Linked DNA regions of Homo sapiens: region 2 is linked to region 1. A link is a loop called in an ENCODE intact Hi-C map of the cell type or tissue named here. Cell type or tissue: K562. All regions are shown on one strand.

Region 1 (8,000 bases):
TTTAGAACAAAACAAACTCATATAAACATACTAAGGCATATTGACAGCTGACCACCTCCCTCGCACATGGCTTTGATAAGTATTAATAGGAAACAGACTCTCGACAGACACTGCTTTCCACGGGTGAAAGTGTACCTGGGTCCTTACATTTGGGGAAGGGCAGCTTTTCTTTTGGGGCCCCTTTGCCACAAGGCAGGGACTGGCAGTGGGCCAAGGATAGGGAGTGTGAGATAAAGGGCAGAGGCCAGGCCAGGTTGGCCTCCAAAGTCAAATCCCTGTTCATGGGGAACATCTATGTTGACTCCCTGGGAGGCAGGCCCCTTCCCTCAGACCCTCAGACCTGTGTTTCCTTAATCCCAGCACCTGGTCTTTCATTTTAATTTTTTTTAGAGACAGGGTCTTGCTCTGTCACTCAGGCTGGAGTGCAGTGGTGCGATCCTAGCTCACTGTCGCCTCAAACTCCTGGGACCAAGTGATCCTCCTGCCTCAGCCTCCCAAGTAGCTGGGACCACAGGAGCATGCCATCATGCCCAGCTAATTTTTTTTTTTTTTTTTTTTTAGTAGAGACGAGATTGCGCTGTGTTGCCCAAGCTGGTCTCAAACTCCTGGCCCCAAGTGATCCTCCCACCTCAGTCTCCCAAAGTGCTATTACAGGCATGAACCACCATGCCTGGCCTACTTTTTGAGCCAAAGAGGACATTTGGATGCAGGAGACTATGAAGGTTGGGGACAGCCAGAGAGTATGAATGGGTTATAAAGGAAGACTAGTTAGTGTTTCTCTCTCCTTGTTGCTTCCTGGCAGTCTCAGACTACATTCCTGATACAGACAGAAGGCTTTGAGGACATGGTGGCCACAGCGGCATGCTGGGTATGTGGGGCAGCGGGTAGGGAAATATACAAGGAAACATGGCTGGTTTAAAACACAGGCTAGAAGTCCACAGATTTCCTAATGGCAAGAATGAAAAGGCTGCATTAGGCGCTGGTGCTGTCGGAGTGAAGGGGCTCAGGCATCTGGATTGCCCATCCTATTAGGACCATTTGCCCTATGAGCTAGGTCAGGACACCTCTCACTTGTTTTGAGCTTAGGGCAAGACCTGACCTCTTTCAAAGTCCAGAGCAGGCAGCTGCTGAAAGCGTGTTTGGTCAGAAGATTCTGTGTTCTTAGCCAATGTCTACTGGCTGGGGGTCAGTTTTCCCTCCGGGCATCTGGGCATGGCTGGACTTGGGAAGGATTCACCCTGTTGACTCCAGAGAAGCTGACTATCACATCAGCTCTGAAAACTCATCTTTTCCCTGAGCCTGCTCTTCAGAGACCTCTCTCTCAGCTAGGGGCAAGATGTTTTATTTTATTTTATTTTATTTTATTTTTTTTGAGATAAGAGTCTTGCTCTGTCACCCAGGCTGGAGTGCAGTGGTACAATCTTGGCTCACTGCAGCCTCCACCTCCTGGGCTCAAGCGATCCTCCTTCCTCAGCCTCCCAGGTAGCTGAGACTACAGGCGCATGCCACCATGCCCAGCTAATTTTTGTATTTTCTTAGTAGAGTCAGGGTTTCTACTAACTGGCTGACTGGTCTCCAACTCCTGACCTCAACTGATACACCCACCTCGGCCTCCCAAAGTGCTGGGATTACAGACATGAGCTACCGCGCCCAGCCTGCAAGATGCTTTAATTTCTCCTTTATTCTCACCCTCTACAATGGATGGGGTGCCAGGTACGCTGATTCAGTTCCTGGAGTCTCTTTATCACTACATCCGCCTCTTCCCTCACTCAAGCCTTGGTTGCAGCAATAACCCCCCCAACAGCTCAACGGGCCATGCTCTGTACTGTGGCCAGAACTTTCTTTTCCAAGTATAACTCCAATCGCCTTAATGTCCCTTTTTGAAAAACATTCTTAGGGACTCCCTGTTGCCTTCTGAATAAAGCCTAAATTTCTTGTAATGCCACTCACCTCTCCCCACGGTCTGGTCCCAGCCCACCTTTTCTCACCCTCCTCAGCCTTCCAAAGCCAGCCTCAATTTATCTTACATGCTCCCTGTCCGTGCCTTTCCTCTCACTCTTCCCAATTCCTGGACAACTCTTACCTTCCAGAAGCTACCAGTGAAATCCCGCCCATTTCTCAAACCCCAGAAATTTATGTCAGTTCCAAGACGGGTGTCTCTCTCCATCAGATTATAACCTTTGGCTGGGCGTGGTGGCTCATGCCTGTAATCCAGCACTTTGGGAGGCTGAGGTGCGTGGATCATTTGAGGTCAGGAATTCAAGACCAGCCTGGCCAACATGGTGAAACCCTGACTCTACTAAAAATACAAAACTTAGCTGGGCGTGGTGGTAGGCGCCTGTAGTCCCAGTTACTCAGGAGGCCGAGGCAGAAGAATCACTTGAACTGGGGGAGGCAGAGGATGCAGTGAGCTGAGATCGTACCACTGTACGCCAGCCTGGGTGACAGAGCAAGACTCTGTCAAAAAAAAAAATAGATTCTAACCTTCTGCACGAGAGGAACTGTGTTTTGCTTATCTCTGCAAACTGCCCGGTGCCTTCCACACACTGGAGAAGCAAGACATGTTATAAGTTAAGTGAAAAATTAAAATGCAGTAAGTTTTGAACCAGGTACTGTAACTGGGCATTTCGTGGGCATTGTCTCATTCAATCCACCTTGTTATACAGGTGGGTATGCAGACTCTAAAAGGTCAAGTGAGCCGCCCACAGCCATCTGCACCAACAGGGGCAGAATTAGGATTTGCACTCAGGTCGGCTCCCAAAATTCCATATTGATGGGTCTGAAGTGTCCCCCCGCAAAAGAAAGACACCTGGCTGTCTCACTCCAGGGAAACCAAAAGAAGCCCTCTCTCCTCCCAAGGAGTTTAACATCATCTCTCTGCTCTTTCACGACACAAGCTGTGGGAACTGGATGCATAGTGATGGCAGGTGAGCATGATGTTCCGGTGTTCCTATTTCAGGAGACGTCTCATTCCTCCTGGCCAAACTCACTTTTGTGAAATGGGGCTGGAGCTGCTACTGGTCAATTCAGGGGGAAGAGGGAAATAAATGGGCCATAACCCGAATAACCCCCAAATATCTTGTCAACCCTATTTTGCTTACCCATTGCTTAATTCTATTTTGCACTTAAACGGTTGGCTACGAGGCCTGGATGAAAAGCCACCACGAGAGGGCAGTATTTCCCCACCCTTGATCTGAGCCTAACAATCTGGACTCCACTCTGGTCCTTGAGAGGTTACTCAACAGAGAGAGAGGCTTTTGGTATCAGGAATTCTGGCAAATGAAAGAAACACATCAGATCGCTCTCCTGCCTTCTAGCCTGGAGTTGTGAAGCAGCTTGTGTTGGGGATTGAAAGGTGTTTACTTAAAAAAAAATCTTTCTGGAGAAGAAGGATGAATCCTGGTTTTATAATCATTTCTTTGGACTCCTTGACAAAATGAGACAATGTTTCCATCTGTCTGCTACTAGAAAGGCAGGCACATGCAGAAAGGAGGTGCCTGGCACCTTGTAAGCGCTTCTAAGTATTTATTCCCTGATGGAAAAGCATTCCTGCATAAAGCTTGACTTGGAGTGGGAAGCACTGATCAATTTGTCTTTAATGGGGATTGGACACAACAGTTTCCTTCCCTGGGGAATTGGGGAGGCGTCTCCAAAGCTATAAAGGATTGGAAAGAAAGCCTTTGGGAGGAAAGCTACTAGGAGCTGGAAATGGGTTTGCAGGAAAGGAGTTTAGAATGGGCTTCCCTTCAGGATTAGAAGGGGTGAGTGTGGGATGCTAAGTGTTTGTTCTTTATATCTGTGGAAGAGTGAGCAGGGGAAATTGGGATTAAAGGAAGGCAGGGGAGATTATAGCTGGCATGAAGTCAAGCTCCATGTGGCAGGAACAGGACACCGGTGGGGGCTGCCAGGGATGGCAGAGCAAGGTGAGTCATAGATTGCCTTTTCACTTTAACAGTCTCCTGGCCTGGGCCCTTTGGGGTCTTGGTGCCCCCACTGTAAAGCCCTTTCAAAGAGGGCCAGTGCACTTCCTCTTTAGCAGACACCCAAACTGAACAACAAGATATGCCCACGTACAGTATATAAAAGAAATGTGGTTTTTCTGTATAGCAAGACACAACAAACAGGGTAGAACCAGCAGAACATTCCCTTTCCATCCTTGGGGACCCTGCAGTCTGGGAGGCCACTAGGATTTCTTGTCTCTTTCTGGGAACTGCCTGACACTAATTTGTAGTATTTAAAAAAGTATACAAAGGGATCCCTTCCCACCATTTACTCTGAGAGAGTAAATTCAACAGGTTGCCTCTTAGGGAGGAATTACACCGGCTCCAATTCCTACCGAAGACTTGGCTGCCCATTTTTGATCTGAGTTGAGGGTAACTTATTTGTCAAAATTAATTTAACAGGTTTAAAACTTTGGAGATCAACTGCAGAGGGCAACAAGCCTGAGGGACAAGTTCTTCCCACCCCAAGTTGTGGCTCCTATCGAAGAAGCCACGTGGGACCTCATTATGGCAACTCTTTCCAACCTCATCCACTTTAACCAGCTTCCATTATTTCATCCCCAAGGGTGAAGCAGCAAGCCCGCTTTGGGGGAATAAAAAAATAATAATCATATTGTTACTTGATATTGTTTCCAGGCACCAAAGCTTTAACATTTAATCCATTCATATTCTTTAGGTTCGTATGACATTATGACTAGGAAAAACTGAGGACAAGTGACCCATCCAAAGTCATCCAGTGGCAAAGTGGGAAGATCCTTATTGCCACCAGGCTTCTTTGAACAACATAACTTCCAGGCCCCTTGGATGCTATTGCTGGAGGAGGGGGTCAGTCAATGGATGTGGCAAAGTCAAGTGATTCTAGCTGGTATGGGTGGGTTTGGGGAGGGGATTTGCACAATCCATTGGATGGGTTCATGTCACATGAGGGCTCTGCTCACTGGTATCAAAATCTAAATGCAGCAAATTCTGGGAATGCCTCTTTCATTGGGAGACAGCCCCTTTAATCAATTTCCCACTCCTCTCCCCATGCCCTGAACCCTTTCTAACTAGAACAATTATGGGGCTTCCAAATGTTTCAGGTACATGGGCGTGGACCCTAATTATGGACACACGAGGGATTAATATGGGCCAGGGACACGTTTCTTGGCATTGAGGGTCTTCAATGAAAGCAGTGGCAATCTAAGATCGACACACTTGTGCAGGGAAGAGGACGGACAGAGACCTGGCCCATCACACACACACACACACACACACACACACACACAGGCACGCACAACCAAAATGTCATCATAAAAAAGGAGAAAGGGGGACTTCAGTGGCTGAGGGACTGGCTCAGAGAGCTTGTGCCTAGTTCCTGCAGCCTTTCCAGGGGAACCCCAGAGAAAAAAACCCCCACAGCGACGGCCATGTTCCAGTGGTTTCATGCACCCGTGAGTTGCCCTTGTCGGCAAGAGAGGGAGTGGGAACAGAGTTTTGTAAGAGCCACTGCAGATTAGAAAAGCATTGCATCGCAGCAGGAAAACTCAAGGAGTAAACCCAGGAGGGCCGAGGAAACCACTGAGGGGCGAGAAGCCCGAGGAGGGAAACCAGGGCACAGCGACAAGGACAGGAGGCAGAGCGAGGGCCACAGGGGGTCCCAGAGGAAAGGTTCAGCAGTGTCTGTCCGCGCTTACAAAACTTGCAGCCGGCTGGGCAAGAGGGTCCAGTTAGGAGCTGAAAACCCTGTGGAAAGAGAAGTTGGGGGGCAGTTAGTGCCCCAAGGGCAAGGCTGCTGTTTCCTCTGAGTGCCCCAGAGAAAATCACCCATGCTCTGGGCTCAGGGGCTTTGTCTCTTTCTTTTTTTTTTTTTTTTGAGACGGAGTTTCGCTCTGTCACCCAGGCTGGAGTGCAGTGGCACGATCCCAGCTCACTGCAATCCCAGCAGGGTTCAAGCGATTCTCCTGCTTTAGCCTCCCAAGTAGCTGGGATTACAGGTGCCTGCCACCACGCCCGGCTAATTTTTGTATTTTTAGTAGAGATGGAGTTTCACCATGTTGGCCAGGCTGGTCTCAAACTCCTGACCTCAGGTGATCTGCCCGCCTCAGCCTCCCAAAGTGCTGGGATTGCAGGCGTGAGCCACTGCACCCGGCCCGTCTCTTTCATTTATTCTGTAGCCTTAGTGTCTTGGACAGGACCTGGCACCTAGCAGGGGCTTGTTTTGAAAGAATGAATGAATGAATGAATGCTCACAAGTACAACTGGCCAGGAAGAGAAACATTTAAAAGGACTTTTTTTTTTTTTTTTTTTTTTTTGAGACTGAGAGTCTCACTGTGTCGCCCAGGCTGAAGTGCAGTGACGTGATCTCGGCTGGCTGCAACCTCTGCCTCCTAGGTTCAAGCGATTCCTGTGTCTCAGCCTCCTGAGTAGCTGGGATTATAGGCACATGCTACCACACCTGGCTAACTTTTGTGTTTTTAGTAGAGACAGGGTTTTGCCATGTTGCCCAGGCTGGTCTTGAACACCTAGGCTCAAGTGATCCACCCATCTTTGCCTTCCAAGGTGCTGGGATTACAGGTGTGAGCCACTGGGCCCGTCAAAAGGGATTTTTTTTTTTTTTTTGAGACGGAGTCTTGTTCTGTCACCCAGGCTGGAGTGCAGTGGCGGGATCTTGGCTCACTGCAAGCTCCACCTCCCAGGTTCATGCCATTCTCCTGCCTCAGGCTCCCGAGTAGCTGGGACTACAGGCACCTGCCACGACGCTCGGCTAATTTTTTGTATTTTTAGTAGAGATGGGGTTTCACCGTGTTAGCCAGGATGGTCTTGATCTCCTGACCTCATGATCCACCGGCCTCAGCCTCCCGAAGTGCTGGGATTACAGGGGTGAGCCATCGCGCCCGGCCTTTTTTTTTCTCTTGAGATAGGGTCTTGCTCTGTTGCCTAGGCTGGGGTGCAGTGGTGCCATCATGGCTCACTGCAGTCTCGATCTCCCTGGGATCAGGCCATCCTCTTGCTTCAGCCTCCCAAGTAGCTGGGACCACAGGCGCGTGTCACCATGCCCTGCTAATTTTTAAATTATTTGTAGAGACAGGGTCTCCTTGCGTTGCCCAGGCTGATCTTGAACTCCTGGGCTCAAGCAATTCACCCACCTCAGCTTCCCAAAGTGCTGGGATTATAGGTGTGAGCCACCACACCTGGCCTTAAAGGCTTTTGACAACCCAGGGACTTGTGACCTTAAAGACAATGATATGAGTCTACTGGCCACGACAGTATGTTTTAGAGACTGCTGTGTCATCGTAAGGGGAAAACAAAGAAGATGCCAAATTCAAGAAATGAGTGTATGCCTTGTGTTGTTGAAAAAAGAGACAGCTGAGTCCCCACCCAATTTAAAGTAAAGGGCGTCCAGGGGTGCTTTCCAGGGGTTCTGTGGCAGGGACTGGGGCGGGGAGCACTGGGAAGTGAAATTACGATCAAGGTTGCCATGCCATAGAATTCAAGTAAGGTTTAAATCATGAGACCCGGGCACAGTCTTCTGGTGCCTCAGCCTGTTTCCAGCAATTTCTAGAGGTTCAGTGAAATTGTCAAAATCATGTGAATTATAATTTGTGTTGATGAAAAAGCCCCCAGCCATTTAGGGGATGAGAGAGCTGGTGGAAAGGACACAAAAACTGAGCGCCAGACCTCCACCTAGCTCCAGGGGCGATCCCATTCTTCTCCCCACTTTCCTAAATGAGCAGCGTTCAAACACTTTTGTAGAAGAAACCCTTGCCCTAAATCTGATGCTAAACCCCAGTAGGTAAAAAACAAACAAGACAGATACTTCTGGTAGAAATGTCACAACTCCGGCCATGTGCGGTGGCTCACACCTATAATTCCAGCACTTTGGGAGGCTGAGGTGGGCAGATCACTTGAGGTCAGGAGTTTGAGACCAGTCTGGCCAACATGGCGAAACCCCGTCTCTACTAAAAATACAAAACTTAGCCGGGTGTGGTGGTGCACGCCTGTAGTCCTAGCTACTTGGGA
Region 2 (8,000 bases), 470 kb after region 1:
TAAGATGATGAAACCCTAACTCTACAAAAAATACAAAAATTAGCCAGGCATGGTAGTGCGCACCTGTAGTCCCAGCTACTAGGGAGGCTGAAGTGGGAGGATCACCTGAGCCCAGGAGGTGGAGGCTGCAGTGAGTCAAGATTGTGCCACTGCACTCCAGCCTAGGTGGCAAGGCCAGAACCCATCTCAAAAATAAATACATAAATAAATGACAATAATAAGAGCTTCTACATAGAGAATTAAAATCCAGTGATATGGTAGTGAGTAACTGGGTGGGAAGGCAGACCTGGCATTTTGGCTGAGACCTGAATGTCAAGGAGAAGCCAGATTTGAAAGATTTGAAGGAAGAAGGATCAGGCAGCCTGAGGCAGGGGGAATGTCGCGGAGTCCACAGAACTGGTGCAAAGCCAGGACAGGGAAACTCAGAGTAAGTGACGAGGAGAGGGGCAGAGGTGAAGTCGGGAGGCAGCAGGGCCAGATCACTGCAGGTCCTTGTTAGGAGGTAGGGTTTTATGCTGAGAACTTTGGGAAGCTGTTGGAGGACTTTAAGAAGGAAGATAACAGAATTGGATTCTGCTTTTAAAAGATCACTTTAAAGTCTTTAATCCACCTTGAGTTGATTTTTGTATAAGGTGTAAGGAAGGGGTCCAGTTTCAGTTTTCTGCGTATGGCTAGCCACTTCTCCCAGCACCATTTGCTAAATGGGGGAGAAATAGAAACACTTTTACACTACTGGCAGGAATGCAAATTAATTAAACCGTTGGGGAAGACAGTGTGGCAATTCCTCAAAGATCTAGAACCAGAAGTACCATTTGAACTAGCAATCTCATTAAAGGGTATATACCCAAAGGAATATAAATCATTCTATTATAAAGATATATGCACATGTATGTTCACTACAGCACTATTCACAATAGCAAAGACATGGAATCAACCCAAATGCCCATCAATGATAGACTGGATAAAGAAAATGTGGTACATATACAACGTGGAATACCATGCAGCCATAAAAAGAAATGAGATCATGTCCTTTGCAGGGACATGGACTGAGCTGGAAGCCATTATCCTCAGCAAACTAATGCAGGAACACAGAACCAAACACCACATGTTATCACTTATAAGTGGGAGCTGAACAATGAGAACATGTAGACACAGGGAAGGGAACAACACACACTGGGGCCTATTGCGGGGGCGGGGGGAGAGAGAACATTAGGAAAAATAGCTAATGCATGCTGGGCTTAATACCTAGGTGATGAGTTGATAGGTGCAGCAAACCACCATGGCACACATTTACCTATGTGACAAACCTGCATGTCCTGCACATGTACTTCAGTTTTTTTTGTTTTTTTTTTTGAGACGGAGTTTTGTTCTTGTTGCCCAGGCTGGAATGCAACGGCGCAATCTCGGCTCACCGCAACCTCTGCTTCCCAGGTTCAAGCTATTCTCCTGCCTCAGCCTCCCAAGTAACTGGGAATACAGGTGCGCACCACCACACCAGGGCTAATTTTTCATATTTTTAGTGAGACGGGGTTTCTCCATGTTGGTCAGGCTGGTCTCAAACTCCCGACCTCGGCTGACCCGCTGCCTCAGCCTCCCAAAGTGCTGGGACCACAGGTGTGAGCCACCGCGCCTGGCTGTATCTCAGAACTTAATATTAAAATTAAAAAGATCACTCTGCCAGATGTGTAGAAAGTTGACCAACAAGAATGGAACAAGAACGGCAGCAAGAATGGAATTGGGGGATCTGGAAAGGAGGGTGTTGGAGTCACCCAGGCAAGAGAGGATGGAGGATTGGAGCAGGGTGGAGGTCATGAGGTTGGAGGGAGGGGACTCAGCTCTCCCAGGACTTGCCAGCAGTTTCAGTGTGTTAGGGGTGAGAGGCAGAGGAGTCAGATGCCTCCTAAGTTGAAGCTTCAAATAGATGTACAGTCTAAGATGCAGGCACATATACGTATCAACACTTTCTAGAAAGACAGGCAAGGGGCAGTTGGCAGGTGAGGGGGCTGTGGATTTGGGGAGTAGATACTTCGTTACTTTTAGACTTGTCTCTACCATTTGAATTTAGTAACAGAAGCATTCCTTTATAAAAATAAAACACAATTTTTAGTTATATAGTAGTCATATATAAATAGTATATGACATATACTATTTTTTTTGCCTAGAATGTTTTCTTTTTATTTTTGTCAAAGGAAAAAAATTCTAGAAAACAGAGAAACAGACATTAAATAACAGAGTCAACTGTTATTTAATATTTTGATGATATTTCATTATTTTTTCAAGAAGTTACACATTGAAGATCAAATTTGAGTTGGATTTTTGTTTCCTAAATGGCTGCTATAAGTCAGCTGGTAACTGGTATCTTGGATTTAGTTGGCAAAAATGAAAATGTAGTTAGGTATAAATTCCTAGAAATTAAACACATATCCTATACCTACATAAATGTGTATATTATATGTCTATTGGAACATTTACACCTGAAAAATATGCAAGATGTTTGAAGAACAGCTAGATAGTGCTTATTTTAGAGATTAAACTTCGCTCAGTGACAAATCATCTCTTGATACCTAACAGACCTTCTACCAAGGCTAGATTTGAAGAACGAACAAAATGTCCCTTAAATACATATTCCCCTCTTGTCCACTAAGACACACTTCAGGTCTAGGGCAAGAGAGGAATAAAGAAAGGGAGAGGAAAGGAAAGATGTCCTGATGCAGAGGTTGCCAAATCTTTTCTGCAAAGGGCCAGAGAGGAAATACCTTCGGCTTTGCAAGTCACTTGCTCTCTACTAAAACTCTCCATTTCTGACTTTGTAGCAGAAACTCAGCTGCAGACAATGTGTAAGTGAACACGTATGACCATGTTCCGATAAAGCTATTTACAAAAATAGGCAATTGGCTGAACTTGGCCCCTGGGCTAGACAGTAGGTTGGGTAGTTTCCCAACCACTGTTCTAATAGGATCTAGACTTACCTGAAAGTTGGGAAGTGAAAACAAAACACTAAGAGTAGCCCCTGAATCCCACTTCCCATCACCTGGCTCCCCTAGAGCCCTCATCTCTGCCACTGGGACTTTATCTAGTGTCTCTCCTTTCCTCATCCTGACCCACCCCTCCTGGTATGGGTTAGGTCTTCTCCACCGCTCTGACCACAGTTTTGAGGTACACACTGATTTTTCTGATGACTTGATGAGTATGGGCCTCTCCCACTGGTTTGGGAGTGCTGGGAAGGCAGGGGTTGTGTTTAACTTCTTTCTGGCTCCCAGCACCCAGCACAAAGCCTGGCATATAGTAACAGCTCCATAAAAACAGTTTAACTAAACAAATACATGAAAATCCAAGTGTTTCCACTGTACTATTACATGAATGCTCACGGGCTTTCCATGGAAATGAGCAGGGAGGGGGTGGCACTCCAGTGGATCCAATTTTCCTCGATGCCATGAGAGAGGCAAGGCTGGCACCCACCCTCTATACATATTTCCAATAGGAGGCATTTACTGTGTAGAGTGGTTATGTGGGGTTTAGCTGGCAGGAGAGGTAAGTGCCTGTACCAGCCCACTTCGGGGAGGGAATTCCAATTCTCATACAAATGCCTATGTCAGCACCAAGTTCTCTCTGTGTCACATGCCAGGGGCCGGACACTGTGCTCATGACACATTATCTCATTTGGGGTTGGAGCAATTATGACTTCCATTTTGTAGTTAAGGTAACCGGCGTTCCCAATAATTAATGTATGCAGATCACAATTCAACACAGGCTGGAGTGTGATGGCAGTTCTGGCGGATTTCAAAGCTAGTTCCTCATCACTCTATTAATTCTACCGTAAGAGTTGATCGCATGTGTTCCCATTTTACAGAGGTACCTGTGCAAACAGGTTGTCAATTTCAGGGTTAGCCAAGGAGAATCAATCTTAGACTCGCAATCTGGGAGGGGAGGGGTAGGGGCTGGTCTCAGCCAGTTCTTTAACTGGACACTGACAATGCTGCCTCTGCCCCATGGAATAATCCAGAAGCCCATGGCTCCCTCTTCCAGTAGAGACCCACTGCACAGCACAGCCCAGCCTCCTCCACCATCCCCTGAGCTCATCCAGACAGCGACCCGGACTTTGCCTCTTAGGCCTGATCTGTGTTGGCGTCCAGGCCCGTTGATTTTCCTGCATCCCTGTGATTAGTGACTAATCTTATTTTTTTGTTCCCAAACCCATAAATCGGTTACAGACCAAATATTTACACAGGCCATCATTTCCGACTGAACCAGAGCTCGTGACAGCCCTCATTATTAAAAAGGATGACTGATTTTGGGCAGAGATTTCACGGCCATGTGGCTGGATGTTTTCTTTTAGGTTTCCTTCCTCCTCCCCTTGCCTGAAGAAAAGACAATTTCCAAGATAAATTGGCGCAGAGGTCTGCTCTCACTGTCTCCCCGGGGCTGATGGTGTGGGCAGGCTTCCATCAGCCCAGTAAGTGATGGGCCCCCAGAGAAATGGCCAGTGCTAGCTTCTGCCCGCATCTCCTGGCCTCCCTCTGGGGCCAAAGAGTGGAACAGGGAGTCATTTGACTCACAAACATTCCCGAAATCAGAGGCTGTAGAAGACAGCAGAGGGGAGGGGCCCAGAAGAGGAAATAGCTGCATCCCCACCTCCAGCCCATGTGACCCACAGGGCAGGGAGTGGTTTGGCCTGTCAGGTGCCCCACCCCCAACCCACCACCAGAGGCCACATGTTGAGTGGATAAGATCACTGGACAGAGAAGCAGGAGGATGAATTCCTGACCTAGCTCTGTCATTACCTAAGTTACCTTGGATTTTAATGCTGATTCCCCCCCTGTAAAAAGCAAAGATTTGCGGAAGGTCCCTTTATATCCCTTTTTGCTTCAGGTACCTTGGTCCTAATTATGACAGCTGCCATTCATTTCACCCTTCCTACATGCCTGGCTTTGTGCTAAGCATTTCAGAGGCATCAGCTCATTTTATTCCTTTTTTTTTCTTTTTTTGAAACAGGGTCTTGTTCTGTCATCCAGGCTGGAGTGCAGTGGTGTGATCACAGCTCAATGCAGCCTCAATCTCCAGGGTTCAAGCCATCCTCCTGTCTCAGTCTTCTCAGTAGCTGGGACCACAGGCACACACCACCACACCCAGCTAATTTTTTTTTTTTTTTTTTTTTTTTTTTTTTAGCAGAGATGAGGTCTTGCTATGTTGCCTAGGCTGGTCTTGAACTCCTGGGCTAAAGTGATCCTCCTGCCTTGGTCTTCCAAAGGGCTGGGATTACAGACATGAGCCACCATGCCTGGCCTCATTTTATTCTTTATGATGGGATCTGTCATTTGCAGATGAAGAAACAGAGGGTCAGAGAGGCTAGGCGACTTGTCTAAGGTCACACAGCATATAAGGGGCAGAGCCAGGATTTGAACCTGGTTCTGTCTGACCCCAAAGGTCTTAACCCTAAAATATATCACAGACTCCCTAGGACCTGGATTTGCTTGTAACACCTGGATAAAAAAGCTCATTGTCATCTGGATTCTCAACACTCCAGCATCTCCATAGGAAAGCACCCAGAGTCAGTGTTCTAAGCAAATGCATCATTGATCATTGTCTACTCAGGTGGTAAGCCCGTAAAGACCCTTCTCTGTGCAAGCAGGAGGTCAGCCAGAAATGTTTTACTCAAGGAAACTGATAGTTTTGCCACCTATGGGATATTTCACAGATGCTTCCTTTATCCTGGGAAAAAATAAACAGAGAGTGAATCCTTACAAACATGCCTAAATTGGAATATATTTCAATCTATGATTCTATGAGATCCACGCTGAAATCCACGCATCAGAGCCCGAGAGACAGACAACGAACAGTATCTACCAGTTCCTGAGGGCTTGGAGAGGACTCAGAAGATGCTGGGGCTGGCGGGCTGGCTGGCTGGGTGCCCAGGGCTAGTTGCTTAACCTCAGTGAGCTCTTAGCTTCCTCGCTTGTAAAATGAGGGGCTTAGAGCAACTCATCCTTAAAAGCTTATCCACCCTCAAAGCGGCGATTCTGTGATGCTGCTCCCTCTTTTCCAAGCTTCCAGCACGACCTTGGGCAGGTCAGAATCTGTGTGGTTTCAGGTCTTCTTATTTATACAACAGGATAACCTCTCCTGCCTCTTTGTCTGCCCCTTGCTTCTGTGGGGGCAAGTGAGTCAGTGTGAGCTCAGCAGAGAGTGCAATTAAACATCAGCAAGTATGATCCCACCAGTGTGGAATTTCTAATAATTCAGTCGTGGCTCTCCTACTGTGACTCCAGGAAACAAAGTCTGAATCTCTTTTTCCACGAGAGTTTGAAGAACTGTTGCCTGAAATTAGTGGGTTTCTTCAAAGCCAGGCTTTTGATGTGCTTTCAACTTTTGCATCCAGCATGAACTTGTTAGGGTAGAAAATTTGCTTATTTGGGATCAAACAGTATAGAGGGTGGGCTCGCTGCAAATTGTCACTTAACGTGTTCATCTATGTAATTATTCCTGCTCAGCCGGACTCAGGCATTTCAATATCTGAGCCAATAGCCTGTACTGCTGTCTTGCAGAGGACACTGGTTTTGTGACCGTCTAGCATTCACCCCACTCCACCTCGGGGAATTCTCTCTCCTACTCTGTGCACAACCTTATTGGGGGTGTCAACTAGGGTACACTGCCTTCCCCTAACTCACCAGGTGCCAATCAGACCAATCTGAGTCTCTCTTGGGAATATGAATCTTCAACAGCATGACACACGATGGAAAAAAATATTTGAAGCTCAATCTAGTAGTGGTCCCTCCCAAAATCAGCTGTCAAGTCATCCCTGCTACTTAGAGCCCAAAGACACCTGGGTCCTGCCCCTTTCTGAGCCTGGGTCTCCAGCTTTCCTGTCAATCCTGAGAGTTATCCCATAATATCCCAAACAAGTTCATTTTCAGCCTAAGTTAGATAGAGTTGGCTTCTGTTGTTTGCAACCAAAGATCTCGTCTCTAACGTATTCTGAAACCTTTAAAGCTGAATTCCCTTTTAAAAAAAAGTCTATTGGCCGGGTGTGGTGGCTCACGCCTGTAATCCCAGCACTTTGGGAGGCTGAGATGGGTGGATCACTTGAGGTCAGGAGTTCGATACCAGCCTGGCCAACATGGTAAAACCCCGTCTCTACGAAAAATACAAAAACTGGCCAGGAATGGTGGTGGGTGCCTGCAATCCCAGCTACTTGGGAGGCTGAGGCGGGAGAATCGCTTGAACCCGGGAGGCGGAGGTTGCAGTGAGCCATCACGCCACTGCACCCCGGCCTGGGTGACAGAGCAAGACCTTGTCTCAGAAAAAAAAAGTCTATAGCTCAATTTTTTCACTAAATCAGACTAAGTACCCGCAACTCAAAAGTTTCTCAAGTCCTTTGGGGTGGGGCCCACAAATCTGCATTTTATCATGCTTTCCAAAGATCATTTCAAGCTCCCCAGAACCACTCTCTGCATCATAATTCTACACCGATAACATCAGCCAGTGTCCAATTGGCAGGTTTGACATTGGCTGATGCTCTGAAGCAAAATACTTTTCACATGCTAGTGTCTGCTCAGGCCCTCCAAGAACCAGACTCTAAGGCCTGAAGGTTTAGTCCATAGAGGCTCGATCAGGTTTCGAGTGTGCCAGAAGCAAGAAGAAAATGTGCTGCCAAAGGACACTCTCCAGGATGGCCATAGGGATACAACTGCACACGCCATGAAGTCACTGCTGCTGTAAGTTTGGAGGACGACTCAGATTCCTCTGCCTTCCCCACTGGAAAAGCCCATAGTGTTTATGTCAAACTCTAGACACCCGGTCACAACTCATTTAGCAGATCTCCTTCTTTCCTTCCTTCTCTCCTGCCTCCTTTTTCCTTCCTTGCAAACGACACATGCATTACACACATAGTAGGTATTTTCATTGCAAAAGATTCACACATATAGTCAAATTTGGAAGTTCCTCCAACCCCCTTACTCTCACTGCCTGTCTCAGTGTAAACTCTTCCAACTCTTCTGTGACCA

What was found. Hi-C counts contacts between places; a loop is a spot of excess contacts. Peaks named below come from ENCODE experiments on the same cell type or tissue, not always from the same donor. Only the 100,000 strongest peaks of a DNase experiment are listed, where the experiment ranks them.
Region 2: a loop joins it to region 1, with 3 times the contacts of the local background. A loop is called at or near these places in 5 of 110 quality-filtered maps.

What each region holds. Positions count from the first base shown.
Region 1 is chr12:117,209,602-117,217,601 of GRCh38, forward strand. It overlaps NOS1 (nitric oxide synthase 1), which reads right to left. Exons shown (of 29, transcript NM_000620.5): 29 at 1-5,723. The coding sequence ends at 5,708. Among named protein-coding and RNA genes, the nearest start is that of FBXO21, 23 kb to the left of the region's middle. In K562, a CTCF peak has its summit at 3,159 (motif pointing right); a DNase peak (open chromatin) is centred at 3,200; H3K27me3 peaks cover 5,094 bases.
Region 2 is chr12:117,681,082-117,689,081 of GRCh38, forward strand. All of the region lies in intron 4 of KSR2 (kinase suppressor of ras 2), which reads right to left. Among named protein-coding and RNA genes, the nearest start is that of KSR2, 280 kb to the right of the region's middle. In K562, no CTCF peak of the experiment used is centred here; a DNase peak (open chromatin) is centred at 4,660; H3K27me3 peaks cover 870 bases.